Regions from separate parts of the Mus musculus genome. Here region 1 is linked to region 2. A link is a loop called in an ENCODE intact Hi-C map of the cell type or tissue named here. Cell type or tissue: left cerebral cortex. All regions are shown on one strand.

Region 1 (8,000 bases), 220 kb after region 2:
TTCCCGGTTGTTTTGATTTTTTGTTTCTTTGTTTGTTGGTTTTTTAATGTGCCCAGATCCTCCATGGAGCAATGGGATGAAGAGTAGTAAATTGTGAATAAGGTTGCTATGGCAATGAGAGAGGACCTTGGGGAAAACCACTTGGAAGAAATCAGGGTATGAACCAAAAGAAGGAAGCCTGCAGCAGAAAAGGTCCCCAGCACCCCCACTGGTGGTTTAGGACGGTCTGCAACTGCAGCTGCGGGGGACCCGACGCTTTCTTTTGTCCTCTTCAGAGACTTCCATACACATGATGCATATTTACACAGACACATGCACAGTTAAAAATGCAAATTCTTGGTGAGAGGCCATGATTTGAGCTGGTATCATGGCTACCCTGGAAACAGAGGTAGGAGAGTCCCTGGAGTGTAGCCTGTCAAACACAGCTAGATCCTGTATTAAAGAAGAGCAGGGGGTACTGGGGTGTTCTGTTAAAACCAGTCAAAAGTCTTCTTTGGGGAATAGCAAATATGTGTCTTTGTAGTCTCCTGTTTCTGCCTCTAATCTGAACACCATCAAATATAGCCTCCCCCCCCCATTGTTCTCAAATGAATGTTCCAGTCATTATCAATTAATTAGAGGTGATTGTGAGATAGAAATCTGTTAAATGTTCTTGCTTTAGGGCAAAATAACACAAGCATCTGGTTCACCAGCAAGCAGCCCCAATACAAACATTTTCTTCATAGAGGCTCTAGGTAACCATTGGAAGGTATTCCTGGGAAATCAACAGACCAGGACCACAGACCCAGCCCACAAAAGCAACTAAGACTGGCCTGTACCAGAGGAACCGGCTTTCTCTGGAACCTAGGACATAAAAGTGGGCTTTTGAATTTGTTCATTTGTCTTGCTCCCTCTCTCTACCTGGGATAGGGTCTTTCTGTGTGGCCTAGGCTGGCCTCAAACTCTCAATTCTCTCTCTTCAGTCTCTTGAACAACAGGCTTGTTACCCCCCACTCCCCATCCCCCACCCTCAGCAAAAATGTGTTTGTGCTTTTCGAGTTATTTAGAAGAGACTGTCAGTCACACGGCCATCTTTATTTGAATATAATGGAGCAAAAAATGCTCTTTTATTAATCTGATGTACATTAAATACCTTTGCAGCTGTTACATGAATGATAGTTATCTGGCATATAAATGTATACACACTTCCACATGTGATAGATCTACGCTGCACACGAGCCATCCCACACAGAGCATGCCCTGTCACAAGGATACACATGGCCGTCTCGGGACTTTTAGTGAAGATGCACTTGGCCCAACATTTTGGCAATCAGAAATGAGACACAAAGGAGCATACCAGAAAGATGAGTTCACAGCAGGGTCAGCAGAACTTGATGGAGACTCCAGAAAGCTGACATGGGAGTTACTGAGGGTCACACATGCAGCACAGATATACACTACAACAGGGGGACTGGACCACACAGTGGGACAGCAGACAGAGCACTAAATATAGAAAAGAGAAAGAATACAACGCCTAACACCCATATACCCAAACCAAGGACAGGACCGAGTTGCCAAAAGCCGGGTGGGGTTATAGTCCGAGGTGGAAGCGGACCTCTTCTAGGGCTTTCCTTCAGCTAGACCCTGATCAGGAGCACATGGTCTGTTCAATGTATTCCAGGGTCAGGCAGAGACTATAAAACCACATTTGGGAAAGTGCGTGAAATAGCTAACTTACTGCAATTCTCCCTGAAGGAACAACACCCAGAGGCCAATGGGTTCTCTGGATGGCTGGTCTTAGTCTGAACCAATTAGGAATGTGGAGAGAAGCCTTTGAGTATTGACATGAGCGCATGCTAAATCTTTCCTTCCCATGGACTTATGAGTAATGTCATGCTGACTCACAAGCCCAAGGGGACATTCAACTCCACCTGGCCTGGATCAGTACGTTGGGAGGCCCCACCTCCTTCCCCAACAAACCCAGGACCCTGTGTATGCTACGGAAGCATGCTACTGCTGAGTTATGGGAAGTTAGACAGTCTTCATGGCTTCAGAGAGTGGTACATTGGCGAATGTTTACCAATACCTGGGGTGCTATAGGGGTAGGAGGAGTCTGACCTGGAGTATTTGTCACTTTCCATGCTGTAATTGTTACAGCTGTGGATGAGCTCAGCATAATGTCACTGACCCTGTCATTGGGACACCATTATTACAGTACTTCCAAAATAGAGATGTAATAGGCATATCATACTTTCCTCAAGGGCATGACTAATAAAAAAATGTAGAAAATAAGTAGGAAGTGATGAGTTTTGAATACATATTGCTTTAAAATATAGCTGATTTAATTGCAATGACGGCTACATTTCTTGACTGCCTTTCAAAAATTTCTGAAACGTAAGCCACTGGCTCTAAGATTGTGGTTGAGCCTGTTCCCAGCCATGGCTGGCTTTAGATGACACCATCCCTTCTGGTCTGGATGGTCAGTCCTCAGAGCACCAGGGCGCTGCTCAGGGACAGGATCTCCTTGGTGTCAGGGAAGGTATTTGGCTTGGTGTAAAAGCTTCTCTGAGTTTGAACCAAAGCCTGAAAGCTGTTGTCTCTTCTTAGTTCTCGATTTTCTTAGCTCTAGGGGCCATGCAAATATGGTAGGACAGGCCAAGGATGGGCAATGGTTGTAGTTTAAGCACCTGGCCTTCAGTTCTGTGTAGGTATTTACACAGACAAGGAGTGCCAGAGACTATATACCCTCTCTCTGTGTCTTGCTTCCTTGGAGGATCCAGAACCCCAAAGATCCTTTGCAGCTTCAAAACACTTGGCAACAACCCTGCAGCCCATTTCAAACTAGAACCTGTAAACTCCCTGGCCTCCTGGTGTCAGAACCTGTTTTCTGGGTGACTTATCGCAGAGGCAAGAGAAGGAAAAAGTCTGCAAGACAGTGTGACGGGGTCACAAATCTCTACCATCAGAAAGGAAACACCCCCAGGAGGGTTGGCTTAGAGGCTGGTCTCTGGCATGCTGAGGCCCTGAAAAGAGAGCTTCTAGCATGCCCAGAGAGGACACACTTACTGCCTAGCTCCCCATAAAGAACAGCTCTGGAGAAACAAACTTCTCCAGAGAGGCACCTGCTCTCTTTGCTGCTGTCTCTTCTTTGATCAATATCTTAGTGCAATTTCCTGTTGAGACCATTTAAAGAAACATAGACATGAATGTATGTGTGTGTGTGTGTGTGTGTGTGTGTGTGTGTGTGTGTGTGTGTTTTCAAGTACTGTTTAATACACCCTAGAAGCAGTTCATTCTCTTTCAGGTAACCCCCAGTCATGCATAGTTCTTGTACTACCTGTTTGTTGTAGATTATAACTTGCTTAACACTTGGAAAAATAAGACATTGATAGAGACCTAATACAAGATATACGACTGTCTTGTCTGTGACTCCCTGCTCTGTGTTCTCAAAGAAACACTACAAAGGGTTAAATATCTGTATACAGCCCAGAGTCTCAACACCTAGCACACTGGAGGCCAAGCCTTAGATGATATTAACCCAAAAAGCATGTGAAAGAAGAACAGATGTACTCTACCCAACTCTCTCCTCTACCCAGCTCCACCGGTTTAATCAGTGAGCTAACAGACACACAGACTGTGTACCCCGTGGCTCGAAATGCTGGGCTTATTAAACTGCATCTGGGTGTTGAGAAAAGTATAGGGAAGCCCTGGCGATCGATCGATGGTTTGTGTGTGGTTGGTGAGAGACTGTTGACAGGGGAATGGGACAGTCAAGAGTGAAAGCGACAGAACAGGACGTGGAGAGCTGCCAGCTTCCTGAAACAGGGAAAGGGCATGCACTATGGCTAAGAGATCCTGACAACTTCCTTTGGTCAGATGACAAGAGAAATTTCACCTAAAATAGACACTTCGCTCAGCAGAATGCAAACGTGAAGAAACACATCGGTTACTTCAGGGCACTCCACTGTGTAGATGTGTGTTTGTTGTCTCAGCATGCCTATTTTGGGGGTGAGGGGGTGAGGGGTAGGAGTAGTTGGTAACTATGTTTGGCACAATATGGGATTTAAGGGAAACCTGATATAGAGCCACTAGGCCCCAAACAATATGGTAATTGTCTACAGTTCCAGGTGAAGGTCAAATCTAGGCATCCTGGTTTCAGAGCCTTTTGTACATGAACACGTAAGGCATCCTGAGGAAGAACTAGGGAAAAGCCTTTTTGATAGAAGGTAGACACAAATTGGAGAATATCATATTCTATTGTGGTTGGCAGAGAGTGTTCCCACGGAATGCTCTGGAAACAATCCTAGAGTTTAGAATGTCTCCCAGGTATGCTAATCTCATTGCTGGAACGTTATCAATGGAACACTGGACTCCCCCTTGGTTGTCACACCCCTTCCTCCCCATTGATCTCTTAAGATATTCTGAAATTGAGTGAACTTTTGGTGCAAACTTGAGCTCTGATTGGATGAGATTTGCAGATGAGGGCCCATCTACCAATTTATGTGTAACCATTGAGAAGCACTAGATCCATTTAAGGCAGCATTTCGAGAAAATAGTGAAGTAGATGGATAGGGGACTCTAGGATACAGCCATGTGTGGTCTACTTCCAAGTGTCTGTCTTTTAACTGCAGTGTGTCTTCTGGGGCGGTACATTCCCTGGGTAGATAACAATGGCTCTGAACTGAGAAGCACTTAAAACCAGGGGGTGGGCATAGGCAACAGGACAAGTGCTCTAACCTATTGTATGAGTCTTCCCAAGCCAACTCCCACCCTCCTTAGAGACTTGCTTATTCTCTTGGAGAATAAAATAGAACCATTCTTTTTCTCTATAGATGGAGAAACTGAGGACCAGTATGCCCAGTGACTCGATTCTTGGCCTTTTGGCTGAGATCAAGTCCTTCTCCTTAGAAAGATCTCTGCCTGCTTAAGGACCCATTGCTCTTGGGTCATGGGCGAGTACTAGTATGAGATGAGTCGGGAAGTAGGACTGAATGTGAGGCTTACGACCCAATACATAGGGCAGAGCGTCTCACGGAAGCCACAGCTCAGAGCAGCTGGTTAGCTGGTGCTACTATTTGTTTTAATTTCTTTCCCATTGAGAGGAGTCAGAGATAATAAAACGTGGGAGCGTCCTGGGCTGATTCTGAAGAGTAACGGTGGGGATTTTAGTTAGAAAAGGAGTTCAAAATGCAGGTACAGATGGAGCTGTGTCACTTCTGAAACAGCTTTCAATTTCCTTGTCCTGTATGTGAATGACACGGGATAGCAGATGTCTACCCTGGTGTCAAGGCCCATGACACTCATAACTGGGGCTTCTGTCGAATCTCATGGTTGGATCTTAACCTCTAATTATACCTGAACAAGCCACAGCATGTATTTGAGAAGCAACAAGAACCCTGTCGTGGAAAGGAAAGGTTACACACAGTGAAGAGGCTGAGGGAAATGTGTGGGGAGTGGGCAAGACGGCAACCAAGAAGGCTTGTGACCACTGATTGTCCAGGAGGTTATAGAAGAGATCCCTCTTGGGCCACCTGGGAAGCTTGGGGTAGTTGACAGAAATGGTTTTTCTGAAGGGGACAGATGGTCTTATAAAGAAGGGTTCTGTTGGGTCATCCCATGCTGGCCCAACCCAGTGTCCAGATAAAATTCTGAATGACTGTGTCTTGCAGTTTGGAATGTACTTGTAGCTAAATCAGGGAGCAGAGACAATTTGAGAGTAAAGACTATCCAGTAAGATCACTACCACAGCAGGCCAGAGTAGAGAAAGCAATGCCTTTGATTTGTATGGTTTGTTTGCTTGTTTGTTTGTTTGTTTGTTTGTTTTGAATGGGAAGATAGGGATTCATATCTTACTTTTGCAGCAATTTTGTTGCATGCCACATTCAACCAAAAGGTCTGCTCTGGGCCTCAAACATGTTTTTTTCAAAAAGAAAACAACCATGGTGCAAATAGGAGAGAGAAATGAGCCTGCATGGAAAAAAAAATAGATACTCCTTAGGTTTTTGAAACACAGATTTGTTTCCCAGGGATGAGAAACAGAAGCGAGTTCTGTTCTGGCCCTGCCTCATTGGTGTCTTTCAAATCAATCAATGATGCTTCGAAGATTCCCTGGTCAGCTCTGCAGCTCTGGCTCTCATAGCCTGGATGTCCAGGCTCTGAGTACTCAGGTTATCTGCAGGGAACCACTTTCTCTCTGCAGCTTCCCATCTTAACTCAAGGCTGCCCCCTCCACCACGCCTGCATTACTTAATGGGGGCAGTGGATTAATGGTTTATGTTAATCAAAGAGCTTTTCACAGAATTTCAGCTCCAGGAGGGATCAGGGAACATGTGAGGGGAAGGGAGGCAAGGCAGAGGGGACTCCAGGGAGCAGGGCCATCTCTGAACAGATTCTTGGGAACAGAAGTTTCCTTTTTTCTGGAAGGCCCGGGGCTGTGGTCATGCAAGAAAAGCGTAAAATAAGCAAAGAGGATTCCCCCTCCAACAAGACAGAGGCAGTTAAACAAAGAATGCTGTTTAAACACAGGCCTTACGATGGTTGCTATCACAGGCTGCAAATCTACAAGGAGGCTTCAGATTTCAAAGACGCGTAAAAGGATGGGCCTGGGGGAGGGGCACCGGGCAAGAGACTCGAAGGTCCTTTAGCTGACAGCTGGCCCGTGGGAACGTCCTGCTGACCCCTCCCTCCTTCCATGCTCAGGAAGATTCCAGAGGTAAAACAGATATTCACCCACCAGGAAATGCTGTCCTGCCTGCCGGAGGGTTGCTGGGGAGAGCAGGCAGGCTCAAAAACTGTCCAGAGACAAGGCTAGGAGCCCACAGCCTGGGGACACTGGAGGGACATGACCTGATGTGGAGATTTGGGCTAAAAATGTAACAGTGGACAGTTGATCAAAGGAGGGTGGGTGGTGTTGACCCGCAAGGGACCGTACAAGAGAGGCTCCCGTCTGTGTTTCCCAAATGGCTTTGGTTGTGAATTCCAATTTCTATCTAAAAATCTGCCTTGTGCTGCTCAGGTAGGGTTTCGTTGCCAAGTGGGGATAGACTTTAAACTTTTCTTGTTAACAAAACCACCCTAATCATCCTGCCCAAAAGAGCCCCGCCCAGAAGTGCTTGGTGTCACACAATTGTCTTGAAACCCCCTGCTGTAACAGCTAGAGTGGCTGGCAGGCTGTCTTTTTTCTAAGAAAACAGGAAGTATCACTCGGTATGAGAAAAAGAAAGAAAGAAAGAAAGAAAGAAAGAAAGAAAGAAAGAAAGAAAGAAAGAAAGAAAGAAAGAAAGAAAGAAAGAAAGAAAGAAAGAAAGAAAGAAAGAAAGAGAGAGAAAGAAAGAGAGAAAGAAAAAAGAAGAAAAAGAAATCCCTTTCCTCAGCACAAAATTATGCCAATTTAAACTTCCTGTTAGTAGAGCGTCGCCAGCAGGGTCTATTTCTTACACCAGCACAGACTTTTTAGATTCTTGGTGAATGTAGTCCTTGGGGAAGCCTGGTCAACTGAGACATTTTAGGAACACTTCCACTGGGCACTGAGAAGCAGGAACATCACAGTTAGGAAAAGCTAACAGTGCACGGGGGGAGGGGGGGCGGGAAACCCTGCAAATCACACTGGCGGGGTAAGACAATACGCAGCTACACGTTACATCACAGCAAAAGTTTGTGTTCTGATACTTGGCCACCTTTCTATACATTAAAACTCTGAAGCTTTGAGTCAGGCAATACGACCGACCCACGGTGGGAGGAAGGGAATGGCTTTTGTCACGTCACATCAGAACCTGGGTTCGTGTGTCGGGCAGGCGCAGCCCCACGAGTCCTCCACACACGAGCACAGTGGAAGCCAGCAGGATGGGGATGGCTTTGGTGATGCTGACCAAGGAGCCGAAGATTAAGTTTCCCAGGACGGCCGCCGCTTTACAGAGGGCGTTCAAGAAGCCGAAGCCCGTTGCTCTGCAAGGGACAGAAACACAGTCAAGGTTTAGAAAATGATGCTCGGGAGTCCAGCTTTAAACTTACACGTTCTGCGC
Region 2 (8,000 bases):
TGTCATGGTGGCTCTGCACAGTAATGAACCCCTAATTAAGAGACAGAAGGGGAGGAAGGGTCTAAGATGCAAGGGAGTGGGAGGGAAAAGGAGGGAGGGGAGGAGAGGGAAGAGAGGAGAGGAAAGGAAGGAGGAGACAGGAAGAAAACATTCCCAATGAGATAGCAATACCTTGTTAAGTCTGCCTGTTTGTCAGTGGTGAGGATTAATTGGCTTTTATAGAGGTACTGCTCATTTAGGGTTTTTCTAGGAAATACTTATTAATGAATGTTTTCATTTTAAGGATTCTGACCTTAAATTATTGACCTTTCTCTCATTTCCTTCTTTTTCCTTCAAACCCATACCAAAGGACAGACAACAAATGGTAGGTAACTCTTAAAATACAGTAATTATTAATTTTGGTGCCAAATTCTGATTTTCATCTTACCAGGAAGAGAACATTCAACTGTGAACATTTTTTCCTCTGTGAAGAGTCATGGATTTGTAATTTGGAGCCAGGAAGGCAGGGCACCTTCGTTAGCTTAAAGTCTACATCTTGAGAGATTATCAAGGACCAAAACCCATTTGCAGTCATTGAAAACTGTAGTGGCAAAGGTTATGCCACACAAGGTCACGAGGAGACCGTGGTGACATTTAGAAAGCCATACTGTTTTATAAAGCATTTCTTATTCACTATTACCTGGGGGAAATGTATGTAGTTCTAAAAGGGAACCCGGGGGCTATAATGTGCTTAGAGAAGAGTGCTTGCCTAGCACACACCAGACCCTGGTTCCCATCCCAGCATTGCAAAAGAAAGGTTACTATATGTGATGGGTTGTATATGCTTGGCCCAACAAGTGACACTATTAGAAGGTGTAGGTGTGTCACTGTGGCATGGGCTTTAAGACCCTCATCCTAGCTGTCTGGAAGCCAGTATTCTGCTAGCAGCCTTCAGATGAAGATATAGAACTCTTAGCTCCTCCTGTGCCATGCCTGCCTGGATGCTTCCATGTTCCTGCCTTGATGATGATGGACTGAACCTCTGATCTGTAAGCCAGCCCCAGTTAAATGTTGTCCTTGTAAGAGTTGCCTTGGTCATGGCATCTGTTCACAGCAGTAAAACCCTAACTAAGGCACTATATAAAAGGGAACTCCTGGGGCTGGCGAGATGGCTCAGTGGTTAAGAGCGCCAACTGCTCTTCCGAAGGTCCGGAGTTCAAATCCCAGCAACCACATGGTGGCTCACAACCATCTGTAACGAGATCTGGTGTCCTCTTGGAGTATCTGAGGACAGCTACAGTGTACTTACATATAATAAATAAATTAATTTAAAAAAAAGGGAACTCCTACAACTGAAATGCCAGTCTCTCACTTCTCCCTGGGGACTTAGAAACCAGGCCCCACAGCTTTAATTAAAAGACAGATAAGCCAATGTTTAAGAAATGAGAAAAGGTAGTGAAAAATTCATCCTGGTATTCTTCCCTCAGAGTACCGATCTCTTCCACCTCCCTCTACAAACTCAAGTCATACCTTCTAAGAAAACTGAAAGGAAGCTAGTGAGAAAAATGGGAAGACATGACAGCAAAGCATAAGCAGGAGATGCTACAGATTATCGGGTAATATGACATTTTATGTCTCACCCAAGTATAGAGCATGCTGTCTCCTTAAGGCATAGTACCAAGTAAATACTGTGTTAGTTTAACTTAATTTCAAAGCTGCATTGTCGTACCAAAACCTGACCTAATTAGTAACACTTACCCTTAATATAGGTCCACCTCTATTTCTATATGGATGTAATACTAAGATGGTCTAATTAATTCTGTGCCTTTATTTTCGTATCTTGCCTTAAAAACTTAGGTAACAAATTTTACTAATTTCTTTCCTACACCAAATTTTCCTTTCTTAATTTTCTCCTTGGTTCTGCTGTGTTAGGTGCCTGAGAAATAAATTCTGGAATCGTGTAAGTCCACTTGAGTCTTCAGTGGCTCATTTGTTTTATTGATGCTGGGACTCTCTCAACTCAAGCCTAACGTTTTCCTCACAGGGCCATTTTTTCTTGAATATCTGATATCTTTTGATTTGGGGCTTTTGTCAGTATTTGGGTCTTGTGGTTCATCCGCTGTGGACGGAGGCATCGGGGACTCTGGGTAGCGAGGGAAAAGATGAAGGTCAGTGTTATCGTCTCCTTCTCTTACTGACATCTGTCTCTCTTGGTGGCAGTTGCTGTTGTGAAACAGATAGGGTCATCTACATGGCTCAGTTTGGTCTTCAGTTCACAGTCACTCAGACAAGGTCTCCCAGGTGACTGAATTACAGGTGTGTGTGCCCGGCTTGGCTCCCCTGCCCGTCTCTGAGCCTTTAGCTGTTTTGGGCACTGACGTTCTTTCCTGCCTTCCATACCATCATTTGTCCCTCTTAGAACAGATCCTGAGGCTCAGCCTGGCCAAGCTGATCACTCCATGCTTTGAACCTCTGCACTGGTCACCCACCTGGAACCAAGGCTCTGATGGCTTCCAGCCAGGCCGTGTCCCCTATTGTTGCTGGATGTAGCCTGCTCCCATCATGTTTCTCAATCCTGTCACATCCATTTCCTCGCGTGTGTTGGGGGGCTGTTTACATCGTTGGCCACTGGTTGACATCTCTGATTTTATTTCAAAAGTATTTTTTTAATTGTCTTATGCAGGTCATGTGCAGGGAACCCCAGCTGCTGTGAATTCACATGTGCGAATAGTATATCTTGTTCATTAACTCATTTAATTGCGACTTTATTGATGTGGCTTTCGCATATTATGCTTTTCTTAAGTTAAAGTTGGTTTAAATATCACAGACATAGCTTTAACTTGGCACAGCGGCACATACGTCGGCAGCCCCAGTGATTCAGGAGGCATGGACTGCGGGACCTTGCGGGTAGAGGGACCTAAGGCTCCAAGTCGGTTCTTGTCCCAAACATAGCTTTGTTGACAGCATGAAAGGAAAGCTTTATGCTAAAGGAATGTGGTGATTTTTCACATTCGTGATAAAGAAAGTAGGTGCAGTCTCTAACATGCCTCTGCCGTGCAGGGAAATAGTAACCCATTTCAGTGAACAAACATCCTGGTTAACTAGGAGTCACCACAAGGTGGTGCTGGGAAATTAGCCTTGCTGAGTGGGAAAGTCTGCTTTTAAATGTAAACCTGAGATTTTTCTCAAATTGGTTTGATGGAGTAGGTAGAAAACTCACTCGCATGTGGGCTCTCAAACATTGCATCCAGAGAATTAAGACTATTGTTTTTAGTTTCCACCTTCTACATTTATCATCACTGGCATTGAAATTTCACATTAGTTTCTAAAAAGATCACTTCTTCCACAGTGGGAGTTTTCTACCCAATCTCTGAGTGACAGGTCTTCCAAGCAGATTAGTACAAAGGCGAAACACCTTTCTGTAAGCCGTATTTGTCCATCATGCTCATGAGAACCAGCCATTGAAAAGCCTCTTTCCCAAGCATTTTAAGTCCAGCTTGGCTGTCCCCTATCTGACATTCATAGGAAACTGAGGCTTAATATTAAAAACGCAAATCCACTGAACAAGTGCTGCTTGCAGCTGGCTCTCCACACTGAACTTGCTGTACACTAATTACTGACTAGCATCTAACATAGCATGCCAGGAGTATTTCAGAGGAAGCTGTGGCATTAATGTTACGAGCACTGCCCAATATCTAAGCATTCTGGGTAGAGTTGGAAGCCTCTTATCCCATGAAAAGGTAAACCACGCTTGTGTTGCTGATGTAGGCCTGTACAGAAGGACCACCCGGAGCTAACTAACTCCCCCTAGCCCATAAGATACTAGTTGTATAAATCGTATCAGCTGAAGACTGGGAAGTGAAAACAGATGTTACAAAACACTATTAGTTTTATTACACTGTGCTATGGACATTTGTAAATCAAAGGGCTGAATTTGTGACGCGGAACAAGGCACCGAGATGAGTTTTTAGTGAATGGCCAGGCTTAAGTAACTTTCCAAGTTTCCTCCAGTTCTCAAATTCCAGCATTTTTTTCCTTTAAATATTTCAAATATAACAGCTCAGAGGCCTACACTGAAGTAAGTACAAGTCTGACACCAGTTTATAAACCCTTGGCCTAAAGCAAAGAGACCCAGAGGTAGTCCTTCCATATGCAAATTAGTTCAGGTAAACTTCCTGAAAAGTTAAAAAGATAAACTCTAAGGGACTTTAAGCTTCAACTAATGGAAAACCATGGAACCATGGTAGGTTTCACAAGATAGTTCACAAGTTCAAAGAGCTTAGCTTTCTGTAAGATCGTCATAGCCACGAAGTAATTCAGACAGGTGGGGCAAGAAGTATGGCATTCAGACCAAGTGGAGAGTTTTGAACAAGGAGTTGTTTGAAAGCTACAGAGAGGAACAAATGCCTTTCTCACTTCAGTCTCCATACATCCCTTCCAAGATCTGAGGAGGATTCTAGTCTGGCTTTAAGGCCTCCCCAGAGAGCTTATTTGTAAATTCAAATGTACACTGCAAGAATTACAATCAACCTGGTATTTTAGAGGAACATTTAGTAAATCAGTTTCTTTGGGAGAAAGAGGCCTCTAAGAGAAGGGAATGCTAAATCACTGAAGGTTATACATTCATGCCTGGGCAATGTGTCTAACACACCTCCATTGGTGGGTCCAGGTAGCCAGGAAGCGGTGGGAAGAGCTGGGGCAAGGAGCCCTCTACAAAGCAGGCAGTAGATTTAGAACAACTGGTCAACCAGAAGTGGGCCTGCCACTACCTTCCTCACAAATTCAAGCCCTACAACTCTCTACTCCAGCCACGCTACAGCTGCTGCAGCCAGGATAACACATTGCTTCTAACTCTGCAATGAGAGCAATCTGCACCCATTAAACAGTGGATGCCAGTTAAGCATTGGTACCGCATTTGAACACTGGAGAGCTGAACACAACTACAGAAACTCCAGTGCTGTAGTACTGCTTACACTCAGGGGAGACCCATAGGTTTCCACTGCAGCAGACTTGTGATGGCCTATTAAATGGCACAGTAAGAAAAGTGGCATCTAGCACCCTTACGATGCTAAAACTAGAATAACCAATAGTCGTGAGTGACCCTGAAGGGATTTCTTGAACAGTAGTTGATTCCATATCTTAAAGCAGCAACCAGGGGGAACAGAACAAGGACATCTGGTTGTATCCACAATACAAGGATTCTTCAAAGAAGCCAAGGGCAGTGCTACAGAGGCAAAGGGGCTGCCATGACTAATCAACCTCCAACTGTCTAGTCTGTGCAGAAGGTATTAGACAGGCAGGGTGGTGCACAAATGTAGTCCCAGTACTCACAAGGTAAAGGGCTGTGAGTTTAAGTTCAGCGTGGGAGACACAGAGAGAGCATACTATGAACAAACAGGAAAATAATCATCCTGGTTCAGTCTTAAGCACAGAGTTTAAAGCAATCAACAGAGTATACCGCACAGTGTACAAAAGGGAAGTCCTTAGAGATAAACTGTTTATGCATAATTCTTTGTTTCACTTTTGCAAAGGGAGGGTTATTAAAGCCAAGGTACTTTGTTCTTTCTCTGTTTATGGAGCGTAGGTAGGTCCGTGTTTTTAAACTACATGTACAACAGGAAATAATAACAGGTCAGAAACTCTGAACTAGCCAAAAAGTCTCCCCAAAGCAAAGGGAGTGTCCCAAGGTAAGGATGGACTGTAGAAGGCAGGTTATGAGAGAAGTGAGCACCGACCAATCACACAGAGAGGCCAGGAACCAGGTGTGAGGAGCAAATCGACAACAGCACGAAGAACACTCAGTTGTCCCTCCCTTGTCTCCTAGGAGATGGAAGCCTCTAGAAAATCCAACTCTAATTTTAAGAAGAAAGTGAAAAAAGGCATACATACGCTTCTAATAATGTTAACAGGTCAGGCCAATACGTCACTGTGACAGGACAATGTGTTGTACAACACCGGCCAAGAGAAACTTAGGGAGCGAGTCACTGTAGGGTAACAGGGAGGGGTAGACAGTAAAGAAAAATCTACCTGAAAGCCACAGACTTAGACATTAAAACGGTGCTGACTTATGAACCACGTAAAGTTGAACTTGATGCTGTTGGCCAAGTTCTGACTTACCTTGAGACAAGAGCCCAAAGAGAAGAGCCATGTTCAACAAGGAGCAGGTCAGATACTAGACTTAAAGGTGGTGCCCTTTTGATTCTGGTGACATTAAAAATCATGTTGCCTCACTTTAGGTATCACAACAGGATAGCAGCGCTAGGGCAGGTCACTTTAGTGTGTGAACAATGAACGCAAGAGCGAAACGAAGCTGGGATCTGTCCCAGCTGGTTGCAATGGTGAGTGTCTAACCCAGACAGGGCATCTCATCTGCTCTTAAGGGATGTGAAGGAAATCGCGTTGTTTTAACAGTCACATTATGGTTTAAATCATTTCAACATATTCAATCTTATAACTGTTTAAACATTGAACAGTTGCTGAATGTCACTTGTTATGTCTTTATAAACAGAGCACCATCCGACACACAGTTTTTCTGTGTACATAAAACGGCCTCCAGACATTAAAAAAAAAAAAGTGTAGTAACTCAGCTAGGCTTTCAGAACGGGTTTCTTTCTGTTGCATAGGCTTTAGAGCATTCCAAAGGAAGCCACAAGAGGAAAACATGCTCCATACAGATTTTAAATCCAATGTCTCCAAAATAGCAACAGTGGTTTGTGCGTGATTTTGCGACATTGACTGTTTTAGCTCTTTTAAAAACATTCTTTCTACATTTTCCAGTCCTCTTTCCCCCAAGTGAGAATATGCTACTTTTTTTTAAATAGGAAAAAAAAAAGGATAGATATTTCCTTGAAAAAGAGAGGAGGCCACCCACCAAGAAGGCCAGTCCCTCTCAGTTAGACCAAGTTTGAAACCACCAAGCTGAGCTGGTTAAAGGGGCCCAGCGGTGACAGGCAGTGAGGCTGGAATCAGGTACCAGACAAAAAGGCAAGGGGCAGGGGAAGAAAGCAAGGACAGACACCTAGGGCTGGTGGGTTGTTAACTCCACATCAGACTCCTGACAAGTTTGGTCAGGGTCCCAGCTGAACTTGTAGGTCAGTCAGCCCTTGGGCTAATCCGGAAGGAAGTCAGGGTCTGAGAGGCAAAGCTACCCGGAGTAACCTTCCCTCCTGGCTCCTGAGCTATAATCCAAACCTCTGGCCTGCCTAGTCCTCTACCAGGTAAGGACAACTCTCTAATCCAGCAGTGCTGTAGCTGTAGCAGCCGGGATACACATGCAGCCAACTCTGCAACGAGAGCAAACTGCACTCATTTAATAAAGGCTGCCTCCATGCGCCTTGCACACAGAATATCAGCCTCCTGGAAGACCGACAGCCTTCTAAACCACCGTAGAGGAGAGCTGTATAGACAAGCCCTGGACACTCGGGATTTCTCATTTCCTTCCTGAGAGGCAGCTGCACAACGTGAAGACAGAGGATAGTGAAGGGCAGTTCCCCATGACAGAATGTGGTCATATGTATGATATGCATGGCACTGTATGTATCTGCTCCAGGATGTCAAAAAGGCACAAAGACATCTGTGAAGAGTAACTGATAAAGATCCAGAACCATGACTTCGACATCTGTACATCCATGCAGTAATAAATGAGAAAGAACCCGTTCTTCGTTTCAGAGCTGAACAAGCCGTTATTTAAACTATGGTAGATGGACATTTGTGAATCCCTATGTCGCTCTATGTAACTTCTTAGGAGCAAAGACTTTGCCTGAAAGGAACTTAACATGCTGTGTCTTTGTAAGCTGGAGGACATATGGCCCAGGTGTCTACTCCAGCAAATCAATTGAAGCCCACACACACTGCCCTGGAAGCCGGCTACGAATCTGAAGATCACCGGCTCGATATCCGAACATAATGAAGGCTGGCTTAGCAGGTCACAAAAGCAGTCCTAACCACATAGCGTTAAGTGACTGCCCCAAGCTTTGACAAGAACTCCCTGAGGACTGCTAAGCAGCACATTCGAAAGAAAA

What was found. Hi-C counts contacts between places; a loop is a spot of excess contacts. Peaks named below come from ENCODE experiments on the same cell type or tissue, not always from the same donor. Only the 100,000 strongest peaks of a DNase experiment are listed, where the experiment ranks them.
Region 1: a loop joins it to region 2, with 2.5 times the contacts of the local background. A loop is called at or near these places in 6 of 42 quality-filtered maps.

Annotation. Positions count from the first base shown.
Region 1 is chr13:95,953,541-95,961,540 of GRCm38, forward strand. Sv2c (synaptic vesicle glycoprotein 2c) reads right to left here. Exons shown (of 13, transcript NM_029210.1): 13 at 5,903-7,923. The coding sequence ends at 7,740. Among named protein-coding and RNA genes, the nearest start is that of Gm24032, 60 kb to the left of the region's middle. In left cerebral cortex, no CTCF peak of the experiment used is centred here; DNase peaks (open chromatin) are centred at 3,908 and 6,592; H3K4me3 peaks cover 660 bases; H3K27ac peaks cover 510 bases.
Region 2 is chr13:95,736,771-95,744,770 of GRCm38, forward strand. All of the region lies in intron 5 of Iqgap2 (IQ motif containing GTPase activating protein 2), which reads right to left. Among named protein-coding and RNA genes, the nearest start is that of Gm32702, 23 kb to the right of the region's middle. In left cerebral cortex, a CTCF peak has its summit at 3,100 (motif pointing right); DNase peaks (open chromatin) are centred at 3,104 and 6,667.